Linked DNA regions of Homo sapiens: region 2 is linked to region 1. A link is an interaction called in ENCODE POLR2A ChIA-PET data of the cell type or tissue named here. Cell type or tissue: OCI-LY7. All regions are shown on one strand.

Region 1 (4,000 bases):
CATATCTAGTAGAGCTATTGTAATTTGAACATAAAAGTTCAGTATACTTCAGTATACTTTCTTCTCTGCTACTTCTTGGGTTATGTTTAAAACTGTTAGGATATTTCCATCATTATAAAAGAAGGAATTTTCCATATATGTCATTGTAAAATACTATATCTGACACTAAAACTCTACCTTATGGTACTGTTAACTATTTGGAGTTCTTTCCCATCTATTACCTCATTATCATCACGTTAATTCTGTGACAAAGTATGGATAAGTATTATTATTATTTCTATTTTATATATAAGGAACAAAGGCAATTAAGAACAAGTTATTTGCTTAAAGCTAGCCCTTAACAAAGCCAATTTTAAAACCTAATTACTGGTGCTGATTAATTAGCTCATGGCCCCTGGCTTTTCTTCTTTAATGATTCTCTAGGAGTTTAACTTTATTAAAAGCAATTATACTTATATGGACTGAAATGATACTTTTGTGATTTTTTTCAAATAATTGAGGTATGTGTTATGTCCTGTTTGCAAAATATGTTTAGTAAATACATTTGTCTAACTGTAAAATCAGCTTTTTCCATGTGAGGAAAAAAATCATATACTATTATTTTAATTGTTTTTAAGAGAGACATAGTGCAAAACTTGGACGGTGGTTTCTCTGAAGACCTCATATAAAACCAAAGCCCAATACTTTTTATTGAGACAGGGTTTCACTCATGTTGCCTGGGCTCTAGCGCAGTGGCGCAATATCAGCTCAGTGCAACCTGTCTCCCAGGCTCGAGCAATTCTCCTGCCCCATACTCCCTCAGCCTCCAGAGTAGCTGGGACTACAGGTGCACACCACCACACCTGGCTAATTTTTGTATTTTTAGTAGAGACGGAGTTTCGCCACATCGCCCAGGCTGGTCTTTAACTCGAGTTCAAGTGATCCTCGATTCAGGTTCCCAAAGTGCTGGGATTACAGGCATGAGCCACCACACCTGGCCCAAAGCCCAATACTTTTTAAAAGCCTTGAGTGTTTCTCTTAAGCCAGAATCACCTTGTATGAGGCTTTATATCTATATATTTGCCTCATGTGGCTACTCATTTGCCACAAATATCTACTCAATTGTTTCACATTTGTCATCTATGGTCTTAACATATACACAAACAAAAAATAACTAAAGTGCTTGAAAGCAACTTTTAAAATCCATTTAAAATTCTTCATGTTTTATTTCTGTGAGAATTAGACTAGCATGACTTAGGATCAGAGACAAGTCATCTCTTGAAAAAAGTACCTGGGGCCAGGCATGGTGGCTCGCGCCTGAAATCCTGGCACTTTGGGAGGCCGAGGCGGGTGGATCACTTGAGCTCAGGAGTTCGAAACCAGCCTGGCCATCATGGTGAAACCCCGTCTCTACTAAAAATACAAAAATTAGCCAGGCATGGTGGTGGGCGCCTGTAATCCCAGCTACTCAGGAGGCTGAGATAGGAGAATCACTTGAACCTGGGAGGTGGAGGTTGCAGAGAGCCGAAATGGCACCACTGCACTCCAGCCTGGGAGACAGAACGAGACTCCGAACCCCCAAAAAATAAATAAAAATAAAAATAAACAACCTAATCCCTGATACATTCCAACAGAAGCTAGTATATTATGAAATCTCCTTCCATTCAAAATGATAATCAATAACAACTTAGTGAGGCCTTTTTAGGGATACAGAGAGTGAACTAGGATTAGGGTGACTGTCTGGGTCTAGACAGAAACAAAGGAGTTCTTGAGACATAGAACTTTCAGTTTTAAAGCCAGGATGAGTTGGCTACTCCTTATTAAGTAGTGGAGAATACATCTGAATACTTGATAGCACACAACGAAAGACTAAAGTTTTTTCTAGCCACCTTCCAAACAAACAAACAAAAAATCCACAAATTCATTTCTATTTTTACCTCGTGCAAGCACTAATGAGCAAAACAGAAACCAACAAAGGAGGCATACAACACTTTTAATGAGAATTCATCAGAATAGAATTAATTAAATTAAATTTTAAAAAAGAAGCCACTTTAAGGCATTATTTGCCTTGTGAAAATAAATTTTTAAAAATGAGTTTACTTTTCCTATTGACAAGCTTCCAGCTTTTAAACTATTTTTAAAAGTGACAAATTGAGCAGAAGTAATGGCAAGGTGTTCCACCCTTTGACTTCTGTCAACCAATCTTATGTCTTTTAGCAGGAAAAAAGTAAGTCCATCCCTTAAGGGTAGTACGCCAGGACCAAGGAAATAAGTGAGACAACTTTTAAAGAGCAACAGCAAATATTACCTTCCTTCCACTACCTCAAAACTAGTCACAGTTCAATATAAGTTACCTATATATGGCAACCTGTAAATCAGAGGAATGTGCTTATCATACCTAATCAAACAATTTCAAGCCTAAATACTCCAGCTGTACAGCAGTCCTCTGAAGCCATAGCAATAAGATGACTCACCAACTGGCAGGTGTCTTAGGTTCTACAAATAATGGGTGTCTGCCCAGGTGAAAACAAATGTATGTGCCCCAACAGACGAACTCATCTTGCTTGGCTAAGAGAGTAGAGAGACTAAAAAAACTGATCAGTAGTATAGTACTTTATAATGGAAAGAAGAATCAGACTTCGCTACAACAAGATTTTATAATCCATGCAGACTTTCAAAATGTCCTTCCAATTTTCACTTACCAGAGAAGTACAAGAGAATAAGATCTAAGATAATAAAAAACAATTTTCTGACCCCCAAATTAAAAATAGCTCAAAGTGCGAATTGACATTGAATTCACTGCTTCAAGAAATGTGAAGTCAGTCACAAGAAAAATAAATCCATATTTAAACCCTCCTATTATATTTAGTGACTTGATGTCAGTTTCCACTCAAGTGAAAATAAGTAGTACATATTTGAGTTCTAGTTCGAGGATGTATATTCTTATGTGAAAACTGAAAACATGTCACAGTTAATAAGATATGGGTTTATAAATATGGAATTAAAAGAAACTTACCCTTTCCCTTTGTGCAGCTCTGACTTCCAACCCAGTTTCTATAGAAACAGGAGGACAAGTGCCAGTGCCAGAAGTCTGCCAATTAGAACTCATCTTTGAGTTGCTGAATAATAAAGTCAGATCCCAAAGTCGACTATAGGTTTTTGTCAGTAGTTCCTAAAAAGAAACCCAGGGGGAAAAAAGATGTTTAACCAATTACTGTACTTAGAAATGCTCCCTTTAAAATTGGCTTTAAAAAAAATTGAGGAGGGAGATCTAACACCACATGTTAAAAAAATTTTTATTAGGGCTTCAGACTTTACTAAAATTAAGGAGCAGCAAACAGAAGAGAGGGTGTCTCTGAAGGTCCAAAACCCTTTTAAACTACTACATTAAAGGAAAAAAGCACTCATACATTATAAAGTAGTTTCATTCACTAAACCTTAAAGTTCAGATGAATCCATTCCTTTTGTGGAGTGAACTTTCAGTAAGGTTACAGCACTGCAAAGGGTAAACTTCACAAATGAAATTTGTCAGGAGAAATGATGACATAGGTTAAGTCACCACTAAAAACCTCTCATTTCTAGGAGAAATCTATAAATTACAAATGAACCTTTGAAAAGTCTTCTAGAGACGTTGGCATTGTTGTGCTTGATGAAAAAAAATCCCTCTAAGTCACATATACCAATTTAGAAATTTTAAAATTGTGGGATTGAGTACAATTTTTCAATTGAAATCCACATGGTTGCTTGGTGAATGTATTTGAGATTCTTTTATCATAAAAATTTACACATTATTTTATCTCTTCATGTGCCTCTGAGTATGAAAAACTTACATATTAAAAGTATCAGGCCGGGTACAGTGGCTCATGCCTGCAATCCTAGCGCTTTGGGAGGCCAAGGCAGGAGGTCAGGAGTTCAAGACCAGCCTGGCCAACATGGCGAAACCCCATCTCTACTAAAAATACAAAAATTATCCAGGCTTGGTGGCTCGTGCTTGTAGTCCCAGCTACTCGGGAGGCTGAGG
Region 2 (4,000 bases), 260 kb after region 1:
GTCTCAAGCACTGAGCACACAGCTATGCCCCAGGCAGAAGACTTCTGATGAAGGGAGGCAGGGGCCACACTTACTCAGCCAGCCTATGCAAGAGAAGTTCTAATAGCAACAACAACAAAGGGCCTGCCAACCAAGAGAAAAGAGCTAATCTGACATCAGCCAGGACTTGGGACCAGACCAAACAATGGCCCCTTGCCCACTGTCCCAAGCCTCTGGATGCATCTCCCAGTCCCTCCTGGCCGAGACCAGTCTCATTTCTCAGAGTGTCTCCTACAACTGTGAGTCATCTCCCCTTCCCACCTCCACCGTAGGTAAGTCAATCCAATCCAATGTAGCAAACCTTGACTTAGCCCCTGCTCTGTGCCAAGGGTGGGGGACACATGCAATATCTAGGAAAAGACTGAATATATTAGGGATACAAAATTTACATTTTGAATCTATGTATTCAGTGTATCTACTGCATCCAAACCTGTTAAGAGGCAATTAGACTAAATAAAATATCTCATTTGGGGTATGCTGTTATGTGTACATTGACAAATCTCCCAAGCTCACATTATTATAGGGTGAATGTTTGGCCCTAAAGCCAGCATTTTCTTCATTACAGCCTCTCTCTCCTCTATTATATAAGTTTTCCAGTCTGCTTCCCCCGCTACATTATGGGTCCTCCAAGAACAGAGATTCTGTCTGGTATATAGCACAGCTCCGGGTACAGAGAGCACACAGATGCAAAGGGAAAGGAAGCAAGGTAGAGATCACACACGAGTGTGACCAGCCTCTATGCTCAAGGACCAGTTCTTAGAAAGTAGCCCTGCTGACCTTAAGGGGGATAGAGAGGAGAGAGGAGACCCAGGCCCTCCCCGGGAGAAGGTGGGTGCCCTGCACAGATCTAGCAACTATGCAAAACCAAAGGCAGAAGATGTGAACTGCTGGTCATCAACGGAGCCTGAGATGAAGACACTTCCCCGAATGCTGGTGCTAGATTAGAATGGGGAGGGGAGGGGAGGGGAAGGGGTGAGGCCCTTCTGACTCCACCCCAAAGCAGCATCCTTACATCAGTATGGGGAGGGAAGGATGAACTTGCCCAGAGCAGGACACTGCCCACCCAGGCACTGTCTCCCAGATGTGAGTGTTTCTTTCCAGCCTTGGTCCAGTTATGAGGCAGGAAAGAGGTGTCTCTGCCAGGGTCCTTGGGTGCAAGAGGAGTGGGCACAGTGGTCTCCACTAAGCGTGGAAGGGGCAGGGGTTCATGGGGTGGGGGCAGTGGCAGTCCTCCCTGCCCCCTCGAGCTGCGCAGCTCTGCACTTTCTCAGCCCCATTCCCCAGAAACCGAAGGACACTCACTGCTGACACCATGGCATTGGGTTTCCCCTGGGCTGGCTCAGGCTCCTGTCACCAGGCATGGCAGGAAATTGCTGCTGACACCTGGGGAAAGGCCCCAGGAGTGGGGAGGCCAGGGATTGGGAAGTCTGAGCCTGTGAAGTTCTGAGTGAGTGCTAAGTGGGGCTGGAGCAGGGGAGATAGCTGTAGGTCTGAGAGGGATTCTTGCCATGCAGGCTGGGCCCCTGAGTCTCTCCATCCTCGTCCTGCCCCTCCTGGGATATCCCCAGGAGGCTGGAGAACCTTGGAGCTTGTGACCAGCTTGGCCACATGGGGTGAGTTGGGCATGGAGGGGAAGGGGCAGCATCATCTGAGGGCCCCAGGACTCCTCCACATCCCCACCCCCAAAGTTGTACAAACTTGCTTCTCAGCCTCCTTTAGGGCAAAGTCAGGGCTGCCCCATGCTTGCTGGGCCACGTGCACAATCAAAGGTCCCCCAGTAGCTTTAACCTGCGGAGGATGGTGTCTTTCCCTGGCCTGGCTCTGCGTCCTGGCAGCCTGCCCCGCGTCCTCAGCCTGGGTCTGTACTCCAGCCCTTTCTCTCTCACTTCCCCGCTGTCTCTCTTCTCTGGTGTATTTGTGACGATAAAAACATGCCCTGGCTCCCAGGCACCTCTGAGCATTTCAAAGATTTGGAGAGAAACTACAGAGGGGGTTGGGGGTAAATGGCAGAAGGTGGGGAGGGATCCTCAGACGGGGAATTCAGGTCACCCAACTGTTACCACCCAATCCCTGTTCTACACTAGGAAGTGTGTGTGCGTGTGTGCACATGCATGTGCATGTGCATGCATATGTGTGTATGCATGCTAGTGTGTGTGTGTGCACATGGATGGAATGACCAGGGACACAGAGCACTCTGGGGCTTTCAAGTGCAATACTTATAAGAGGCTGAGCCCAACCTGCTTGCAAAGAACCATCTGTGGATTTCTCTCCCGTCTGAACTGCACCCATCCCCCTAGATGAAAGCCCTCATTCCTAGGCTGTGACATCCCCATAGCTTTGAACCTGGACTGCCCCAAGCAGGAAGATGAGGAAGGTCAGAGGTAGAGGAATGTGGGGACGGGCCGCCAGATGGAGATGGAGCGCGGGAGGGTGATGAGCGTCTGAGTGAGAATGGGCTGGTTACAGTGGGAGTCCACCCAGGGACCCCCCGAAAGCGAAGGACAGTTCCTGGTACAAGGCTGGCAGCCCGGAGCATCTAACCTCAACATCCAGCAACTTGGAGCCTCCTCCTTAGACAAAAAAAGCCCAATCTCCAGAAACTCCAAGGGCAGCGATGCACCATCTACCACTGGTGGTCAACCCATCAGCAGGTGTTCTAAACACCTGCCACAGGCCCAGCGCTGTGACAAACAAGCAGGATTGTCCCCAAACAGCCCACCTCTCCCTCAATCTAGGAGACTAAGGAAGGTACTGCTGAGGTAGGCAGGGTAGGGGGTGAGGGCTCTAAATTGCTGCTTCCCAAATTTGGTATTAACAGATTTTTTTTTTTTTGAGACAGGATTTTACTCTGTCACCCAGGCTAGAGTGCAGTGGTGATCACGGCTCCCTGCAGCCTTAAGCTTCTGGGCTCAAGCCATCTTTCCATCTCAGCCTCCTAAGTAGCTGGGACTATAGGCATGTGTCACTATACTGATTAAAAAAAAAATTGTTGAGACAGTTGCAATACTATGTTGGCCAGGCTCGTCTTGAACTCCTGAGCTCAAGTGACCTGCCTGCCTCAGCCTCCCAAAGTGCTGGGATAACAGGCATGAGCCATTGCGCCCAGCCGAGTCCATGAAATATTTTAATTTTCTTTTCATTGAATCAAGCAGAAGCATTAAAGAACAAAAAAATTAAGGTACTTCAGCACTTTTTAAGAAAACAAACAGGATTAGATAAAAGACAGTCTTTCCCAATGTCGGTCAATAGTGACAGGGGTTAGACTAGGAGTTACTTTCAAGGGAACTGACTGAAGTGATAGGAGGCAGCCTGGGGCACATTGGCCAAGTTCTGGCTCCAGATCTGGGAGGTGGATACACAGATGTAACACATGCAGATATTTGCTGAGCTGCGCAGTTGGCATCAGTGCACTTTGCTTGCATAAGATGCATCTCAATGAAAAAGTAACTAGAGGCAGAAGTCAGACATTAAGCTCATGGACCCAGGAGCCATATGTCATGGATGCAAATTCTAGCTCTACCTCTTAGTATTTGTGCAACTTTGAATAAGTTACTTAACCTCTCTGTGCCTCAGTTTCTTCATCTCCAAAATGAGGATAATAATTGTACTTACTTGAAAGAGTTCTTGTGAGGAGCAAATGAGTTAACACATGTGAAAACCATCAAATAATGTTTGGCATGCAGTAGTTACCAGTAAGTGGTTCACCATTATTATTCATATTCCAACCAAGTGTAGCTGATGGGCAGAGCCATGTGAGGATCAGGGGAGAGTGGTCCAGGCAGAGAGAACAGCAGGACAAAGTCCCTGAGGTGGGACGGAGTGTCAGAGCTGCAGAAAGCAGCCAGCCTGGCTGGCTCAGACTGACTGGCATGTGCTGAGCCAGGACAGAGGTTGTGAGGTGAGGAAGGAAAAGCAGGCAAGAGTCATAGCATGTAAGGAGACTGGATTTTGTTCTGAGTGT

Evidence for each region. ChIA-PET counts read pairs that join two places held together with the same protein. Peaks named below come from ENCODE experiments on the same cell type or tissue, not always from the same donor. Only the 100,000 strongest peaks of a DNase experiment are listed, where the experiment ranks them.
Region 2: POLR2A ChIA-PET joins it to region 1 with 6 read pairs; 4 of 35 experiments call an interaction of 5 or more read pairs at or near these places.

The regions. Positions count from the first base shown.
Region 1 is chr1:110,355,027-110,359,026 of GRCh38, reverse strand. No RefSeq gene overlaps it. Among named protein-coding and RNA genes, the nearest start is that of RBM15, 18 kb to the right of the region's middle. In OCI-LY7, no CTCF peak of the experiment used is centred here; no DNase peak of the experiment used is centred here; H3K27ac peaks cover 940 bases.
Region 2 is chr1:110,092,538-110,096,537 of GRCh38, reverse strand. All of the region lies in intron 1 of LINC01397 (long intergenic non-protein coding RNA 1397), which reads right to left. Among named protein-coding and RNA genes, the nearest start is that of LINC01397, 12 kb to the right of the region's middle. In OCI-LY7, no CTCF peak of the experiment used is centred here; no DNase peak of the experiment used is centred here.